2 separate regions of the Homo sapiens genome follow, and region 2 is linked to region 1. A link is an interaction called in ENCODE POLR2A ChIA-PET data of the cell type or tissue named here. Cell type or tissue: A673. All regions are shown on one strand.

What was found. ChIA-PET counts read pairs that join two places held together with the same protein. Peaks named below come from ENCODE experiments on the same cell type or tissue, not always from the same donor. Only the 100,000 strongest peaks of a DNase experiment are listed, where the experiment ranks them.
Region 2: POLR2A ChIA-PET joins it to region 1 with 9 read pairs; 10 of 35 experiments call an interaction of 5 or more read pairs at or near these places.

The regions. Positions count from the first base shown.
Region 1 is chr11:119,055,675-119,059,674 of GRCh38, forward strand. It overlaps HYOU1 (hypoxia up-regulated 1), which reads right to left and starts at 1,531. Exons shown (of 26, transcript NM_006389.5): 1 at 1,346-1,531; 2 at 396-493; 3 at 76-169. The coding sequence starts at 486. RefSeq lists enhancers at 629-1,129, 1,130-1,629, 1,989-2,038 and silencers at 1,109-1,388, 1,479-1,758. In A673, CTCF peaks have their summits at 391 (motif pointing left), 1,408 and 2,000; DNase peaks (open chromatin) are centred at 387, 1,047 and 1,557; H3K4me3 peaks cover 2,558 bases; H3K27ac peaks cover 2,333 bases.
Region 2 is chr11:118,783,562-118,787,561 of GRCh38, forward strand. DDX6 (DEAD-box helicase 6) reads right to left here. Exons shown (of 14, transcript NM_004397.6): 2 at 2,491-2,957. The coding sequence starts at 2,690. Among named protein-coding and RNA genes, the nearest start is that of DDX6, 5.6 kb to the right of the region's middle. In A673, no CTCF peak of the experiment used is centred here; a DNase peak (open chromatin) is centred at 1,920.

The sequences.
Region 1 (4,000 bases):
CACTATGACTAACACATTCACACTTGGAGCCCAGACTCCCTCGTTCCCCACCCTTAACACGGGGGCCACCCTCACTTATTCAAGACAATTTCCATGGGCACTCCAGGTTTGACAATGGCCACCTTCATGGACTCACTGCCCAGGTCCACAGACATCACTGCCAGTGTATCTGAAGGGAAAAGAGGTTTGTCAGTTAGCTCTCCCTTCGCCCACCTTCCTGGGACTCCCTCTAATCAAAGCATACCACTTTCCATGGGTAAACGAAGATGGCAAAAGACAAAAAGGCCTGGACCTAACAACTCAAGAGACTTCTGGCCAACAGCCCCAAGCTCAATTCCCATCATGCATCCTTCAGTCATCATTTATCCATTTGCTCCCTCTACTGGGGTACATACCACTCAGTGCCAACAGGTCTGCCAAGAGCACAGCCACCAAGGCCCAACAGACTCGCCTCCTCGGCCTCTGCCTCCTAACTTTGTCTGCCATAGTGCCCCTGGGGGAGGCGAAGAAAGAAAACACTTAAAACTGGATACCCGGAGTGAAGGAGACAGAATCACATCCCAGAACGGAGAGGCTGTAAGATTCATATCTACTTCATTCTTACCCAGGGCAGATCAGCCTACTTCTCCCCTTCTCCCTCCTGATGGGTACAAACCATTCTCTAATCATCCCAGCAGCGCCCACACAAAGGCCCAAGTGAAAGAGCATGGGTCCTCGGCTTTGCCACATCCCTAAACAGAGAAGCTAACAGGACAAGAGAAAGGAGACCCGAGCCTTTTGTCCACCACACAGGCAGTGAGTGGCGCACCGCAGCACTGTGCCTGTTGTCAGACACCTGGGGTGCGGCCAGGGATCCCCGCCCAGGGCTCAACCACCTCCCCACACCTGGAGCTCCCCCGCTGACGGGGAAAGCCAGCTGGGCCTGGACGGGAAGAGAAAGGTAATGACGTTGGGGGTAGCTAGGATGAAGGAAAGGCCTATCTCCTCCTCGGCATCCCTGCGGGTTGTCCCGCCCCCTCCCCTTTCCCAGCTCACTCCCCGGCCCCGCTGTGCCCACAGACGCAGTGCCAGGGGCGGTAAGGTTCCCCGCCCGGCGGGTAGCCGTTACCCGGTGTTCACCTAAACCCCACCTGACGAAGGCGGCGGCTCCCACTCCCGGAAACGGATCCCGGCCCGCCCCAGCAAGTGGGGACAGACCGGGGGCCGAGCTGCGTGCCCCCCGGTGCGAGGCCGAGCGCCCGGCGTCCGCGCGGCCCTCCCTTGCGCTCCCGACCCGCCCCCGGAGCTCGCACGCTGTCTCCCCTAGGAGGGGTGGCCGGCCCGCACCTCCATCCACCCCCGCTACCTCTTGCCTCCGCTCCTGCGGCCCCAGCTCTGGGACAGACGCGGCACGAACGTACCCACGAGGCCGGCAGCGCCCCCCACCCGCGCCCTTCACAACTCCTCTCGGTTTGCAAACTGTTACATTAGCCACCAACCTCTCGGCGGCGTCTCGCGCACCAGCCGGCCCCGGACGCGGCGCGCGCTCATTGGAGCCTCGGCCGCCCGGCCCTGCGCTGCGCGCCCGGCCCCGCCCCCGCCGCCCCGGCGCGCGTACTCATTGGACCACGTCCCAGGCCCCGCCCCCTCCCTTTGCCAGCCTTGTAATGGGGCGGCGGAGGGGACCAGCCACCGGTTGGGCAGAAGCAGCCGGCGTCGGCCTGGGATTGGACCACGTCACGGGGCCAGCGCGCTCCACTCCTTCCTCCCCAGCGCCGGCCCCGGGGCGACCGCGGGACCTTTTCCGGCGCTGGATGCTTTGCTGCCGGGGTTCGGGAGTGACCTGCGCCTAGAGCAGGTCGGGCGCACTGCAGTCCCGCACTCGGGGCTCTTCTTCCGGTCACCTGTAGAGCCCGGCCGAGGAATGGAATAACAGGCGTCCTGTCCGCAGCCCCGCGGAGGGGGCGCTGGCCTGCCGGTTAGTATTGAGGTGCCCTAGGCTTTGGATAGACGTTGGAGAATGGCTGTCCCTCGGACTGAGTCCGTCGCAACCCCCTCTGTTTTACTGAGGAAACTGAAGCCACAGAAAAAGATGTTTGCTGATGGGTCAGAGATAACCGATGCATTCGTCGCAGAATCTGGCCAGGATTTCTTAGGTTAAGCCCCACTCATTTGTATAAGAAAGAATATTCCAAACTTAAGTACTACACACAAAAGACACTTTTATTTGTGAGGCTATAGTTGGTTGAGCTTGTGTGCACCTTCTCCTATTTCTGTTCTATTAAATCTTGTGAACATTTCTCTACTCTTTAGCTGTTTCTGTCATAGAATGACAGAAGCACCTCACTGCCTTCTCTTTTAACTTACAGCTCCATAGAAATGTGCGCAGTCGCCCGGGCGCGGTGGCTCACGCCTGTAATCCCAGCATTTTGGGAGGCCAAGGCGGGCGAATCACTGGAGGTCAGGAGTTCGAGACCAGCCTGGCCAACATGGTGAAACCCCGTCTCTACCAAAACTACAAAAATTAGCCAGGCGTGGTGGCGGGTGCCTGTAATCCCAGCTACTCACGAGGCTGAGGCAGGAGAATTGCTTGAATCCGGGAGGCAGAGGTTGCTGTGAGCCCAGACTGCGCCACTGCACTCCAGCCTGGGCGACAACAGCGAGACTCCTTCTCGAAAAAGAAATGTACGCAGTCCTTGGAGACTGCATTTTCCTTAAGTGTGGATGGAAATAAGTCATCTGTTTTCTCTCCTACTAAGTTGATGCCTGGCCACCCTTCACAGAAAGGCCCGCTTGAAGACCCTGGCTGTCAGGGCCAGGGTTGTGTCAAGCCTGAACTTGTTTAAGGAGCTCTTAGCTCTTCCTTTCTCTACATTTTTCGTGATGCTTAGGTGGAGAGTGGTCCGGTGTCTATGCTTAGAAGGAAAAATTATTGGCAGTCCCAGAGAGAGTCTATTCTTCCTTTTTTTTTTTTTTTTTTTTTTATTGATCATTCTTGGGTGTTTCTGGCAGAGGGGGATTTGGCAGGGTCATAGGACAATAGTGGAGGGAAGGTCAGCAGATAAACAAGTGAACAAAGGTCTCTGGCTTTCCTAGGCAGAGGACCCTGCGGCCTTCCGCAGTGTTTGTGTCCCTGGGTACTTGAGATTAGGGAGTGGTGATGACTCCTAACGAGCATGCTGCCTTCAAGCATCTGTTTAACAAAGCACATCTTGCACCGCCCTTAATCCATTTAACCCTGAGTGGACACAGCACATGTTTCAGAGAGCACAGGGTTGGGGGTAAGGTCATAGATCAACAGCATCCCAAGGCAGAAGAATTTTTCTTAGTACAGAACAAAATGAAGTCTCCCATGTCTACTTCTTTCCACACAGACACAGCAACAATCCGATCTCTATCTTTTCCCCACCTTTCCCCCTTTTCTATTCCACAAAACCACCATTGTCATCATGGCCCGTTCTCAATGAGCTGTTGGGTACACCTCCTAGACGGGGTGGTGGCCGGGCAGAGGGGCTCCTCACCTCCCAGAAGGGGCGGCCGGGCAGAGGCGCCCCCCACCTCCCGGACGGGGCGGCGGCCGGGCGGAGGCGCCCCCCCACCTCCCTCCCGGACGGGGCGGCTGGCCGTGCGGGGGCTGGCCCCCCACCTCCCTCCCGGACGGGGCGGCTGGCGGGGTGGCTACGGCGGGGCAGAGGCGCTCCCCACATCTCAGATGATGGGCGGCCGGGCAGAGACGCTCCTCACTTCTTAGACGGGATGGCGGCCGGGAAGAGGCGCTCCTCACTTCCCAGACTGGGCAGCCGGGCAGAGGGGCTCCTCACATCCCAGACGATGGGCAGCCAGGCAGAGACGCTCCTCACTTCCCAGACGGGGTGGCGGCCGGGCAGAGGCTGCAATCTCGGCACTTTGGGAGGCCAAGGCAGGCGGCTGGGAGGTGGAGGTTGTAGCTAGCCGAGATCACGCCACTGCACTCCAGCCTGGGCAACATTGAGCACTGAGTGAACGAGACTCCGTCTGCAAT
Region 2 (4,000 bases), 270 kb before region 1:
GGAGGCCGAGGCAGGCAGATCACCTGAGGTCAGGAATTCAAGCCTAGCCTGCAAACATGATGAAATCTCATCTCTACTAAAAATACAAAAATTAGCCAGACGTGATGGTGGACACCTGTAATCCCAGCTACTTGGGAGGCAGAGGCAGGAGAATGGCTTGAACTGAACCCAGGAGGTGCAGGTTGCAGTGAGTCGAGATCACACCATTGCACTCTAGCCTGGGCAACAGAGTGAGTGAGAGTCCATCTCAAAAAAAAAAAAAATTAAAAATAGGCTGGGCGCAGTGGCTCACATGTGTAATCCCAGCACTGTGAGAGGTCGAGGTGGGCAGATCACTTGAGCTCAGGAGTTCCAGACCAGCCTGGGCAACATGACAAAACGCCGTCGCTACTGGTGCATGCCAGTAGTCCCCACTATTTGTAGGGCTGAGGCAGGAGGATCACTTGAGCCTGGGAAGTTGAGGCTGCAGTGAGCCATGATCGTGCCACCATACTCCAGCCTAGGCAACAAAGTGAGACCCTGTCTCAAAAAAAAAAAAAAAAGTTATAAAAAAAATTAAAAATAGTCTAAATTTTGCTAACCTACTTACATTCTGCCAAGACAAACTACAACTGAAGTAGTATTCATTTCTATACCAATTAAAGCATTCACCTTAAAAATAACAGAATATACACTAATACCAATTCTCCCAATGACCTAACCAATTCTGCTGAAAATTAGTTCTTAGAGGTCCTAGTGAACCACATACGGTAACTATATGACAGTCTGGTAGCTTGTATAAGCTATTTTTCTGTAGGAAGTGAAAAGATCTAGGTTGTAATAAAACATATACCTCAGTTCAGTAACCCAGTGTCAACATCTTATAAAGATTCCCAGGGTTAAATTATTTTATATGGCAAGTTTTTTTTTTTTTTTGAGATGGAGTATTTCTCTGTTGCCCAGGCTGGAGTGCAGTGACACGATCTTGGCTCTCTGCAACCTCCACCTCTCGGGTTCAAGTGATTCTCCCGCCTCAGCCTCCTGAGTAGCTGGGATTACAGGCGCATGCCATCACACCCAGCTGATTTTTGTATTTTTAGTAAAGACAGGGTTTCACCATGTTGGTCAGGCTGGCCTCAAACTTTTGACCTCGTGATCTACCTGCCTCAGCCTCCCAAAGTGCTGGGATTAAAGGCGTGAGCTACCGCACCTGGCCTTTTTTTTTTTTGAGATGGAGTTTCGCTCTTGTTGCCCAAGCTGGAGTGCAATGGTGCAATCTCGGCTCACTGCAACTCCGCCTCCCGGGTTTAAGTGATTCTCCTGCCTCAGCCTCCCAAGTAGCATTATGGGCATGTGCCACCACGCCCAGCTAATTTTGTACTTTTAGTAGAGACGGGGTTTATTTTTAGTAGAGACAAGGTTTCTCCATGTTTGTCAGGCTGGTCTCGAACTCCCGACCTCAGGTGATCCGCCCACCTTGGCCTCCCAATGTGCTTGGACTACAGGCGTGTGCCACTGCACCCGGACCTATATGGCAAGTTCTTAACAAAAGCCAAACATCAACTGGAGTCAAGAATCTTAAATGTTAATTTCCTATAACTGAATCTTTAAAGTGATGGTTACCATTCAAATATTGTAATTTAAACTATGCACTTAAAAGTAACAAATAGCCTACATACTTTCAGCTTTAAAAGAAAAAATATCCTCTAGTAAGAGGAGGCTCTTCAATTTTAAGGTTAACAAAAGGTTTCTGAGACTGTTCAGAACTGTGTTCTGTGAGTTCAAAATTCTTAGTTCCCTTTTTATATGTAAAAGGAGGAAAAAAATTAAAAATTTTTTTTTTGGGTAGAGACAGAGTCTCATTATGTTGCCTAGGCTGGTCTCAAACTCCTGGACTCAAGTGATCCTCCCACATTGGCCTCCCCAAAGTACAGGGATTACAGGCATGAGTCACCTCAACCAGCCAACTTTTTTTTTTTTTTAAAGTAAAAAAGCTAAGTTCCATAAGCTAAAAAAAGTTACGAGAAAATTTTCTGAGTGAATAATGCTTGGAGTTCAGAAGGCTGGGCAAGTCTTTAAAGACTCTAAAGACTCAGACTGAGTCTTTAAATTTAATACATAAAGTTGGCTTTATCTGCTGTTTAACTAGGGTAAGGTGCAGTCGTAAAAAAACTATACTGACAAAAACGAGATGACTAATAATTTTATTCATTTACAACAAACTAAGCTAATAACTTTTACACTAATTATGAAAGCCAGAAATGTTTCCAAAAACCATTTATACAAAATTTGTGTGTATCATCTGACCTCAGGATGACTACTTGCTGAACAAATTATGGCAGAAATATATTATTCTATTGCAAATACCTACTGGCCATAAAACAAAGTCATCTGTCCTCTATTTGGAATCAAAATGGTTAAATTAAGGCATAAGTATTAATAGTCAACACCAAAGTAACACAAATCTTGGTTCCCCACAAGTGTTTATTAATAATTTACTCTAACACTTACTTAATAGTGGTGGTCATACTCTGTGCTTGCTGCTGAGTGCCATTATTGATTGTGTTGGTGTTTTTCAGCTGGTTCATCTGTTGCTGTGTCTGTGTGCCCCCTCCTCCAGGGCCACCAGTGGGTTTCACAGGGCCTCTCAGCTGACCATTTTGACTGGACAGACCCATTATAACAGGGTTCTCTGTTCTGGCCGTGCTCATGCTGTTTTAATTGCAAAGGTCTTTCAAACTTCAAAACTTTTGAAAGTCAGTAGAGAAACTGTAATAACAGTTTATTAGGCTCTCCAAAATGAAGAGATAAATATAAGTCTTGCTCAATAAATGAGTCCTTTATTGCAATGCAGGCAAGCACCTGTAAGTCTCTGAACGGTAAGCAGCAGTAACTTGCTCTCTTGCACGGAATCAACTTTTTATTTTTAAAAAGCCCTCTAACAAGCTTGAGTTATATCTGAATTCACTCACGTCAATCTGAAACAAACAAACAAAATTAAATTAGCAAACACAACAGAAAAACTTTGTTTCCCTTTTAAAAGAACCCCTTTAAAAGAATTCTCATCTTTTATATTAAAGAATTAATAATACAGCTACACTTAGACCAAATCACGAGCCAAGCTAGGATAGACACAACTTTGAACTATCTCAAAAACACAATGAGGCCAATATCAAACATTTAAAATTGTTAATTCAAAGCAATCCAGAGATTAAGTAGAAAGAGACTAGTAAATTAGCACTACTCGTCAATGATAATCTCTTCTCTTCAGTTTCCTCCCCATGAATTCTCTAAGTCTCTGACATCTCTAAAAGTCAGTGATTCATTATACTTAATTGCATTACAACTCACTGAAGTATCACACAATTTAAACAAGACAATTCATTAATTTTCTTCTACTTGTAATAGCAACCGAGAGTCCTTATAGATTTAAGTGAGCTTTTGACTTGAACTTCACACTTCCAGAAAAAAACACCTTTGTGCCCTTACAAATTTCAACTATTAAACTTTATGGGCTGGGTGCTGGTGGCTCAGGCCTGTAATCGCAGCACTTTGAGAGGCCAATGCGGGCGATCTCTTGAGGTCAGGAGTTAGAGACCAGCCTGGACAACATAGCGAAACCCCATCTCTACTAAAAATACAAAATTTAGGCCGGGTGCAGTGGCTCATGCCTGTAATCCCAGCACTTTAGGAGGCCGAGGAAGGTGGATCATGAGGTCAGGAGTTCAGGATCAGCCTGGCCAAGATGGTGAAACCCTGTCTCTACTAAAAATACAAAAATTAGCCAGGCGTGGTGGCGAGCGCCTGTAATTCCAGCTACTTGGGAGGCTGAGGCAGAGAACTGCTTGAACCCAGGAGGCGGAGGTTGCAGTGAGCCAAGATTGTGCCACTGCACTCCAGCCTCAGCGACAGAGCCAGACTCCGTCTCAAAAACAAAAACAAACAAGAAAAAAAAAACAAAAAACAAAATTTAGCCGGGCATGGTGGTGCACACCTGTAATGGAGTCCCAGCTACTTGGGA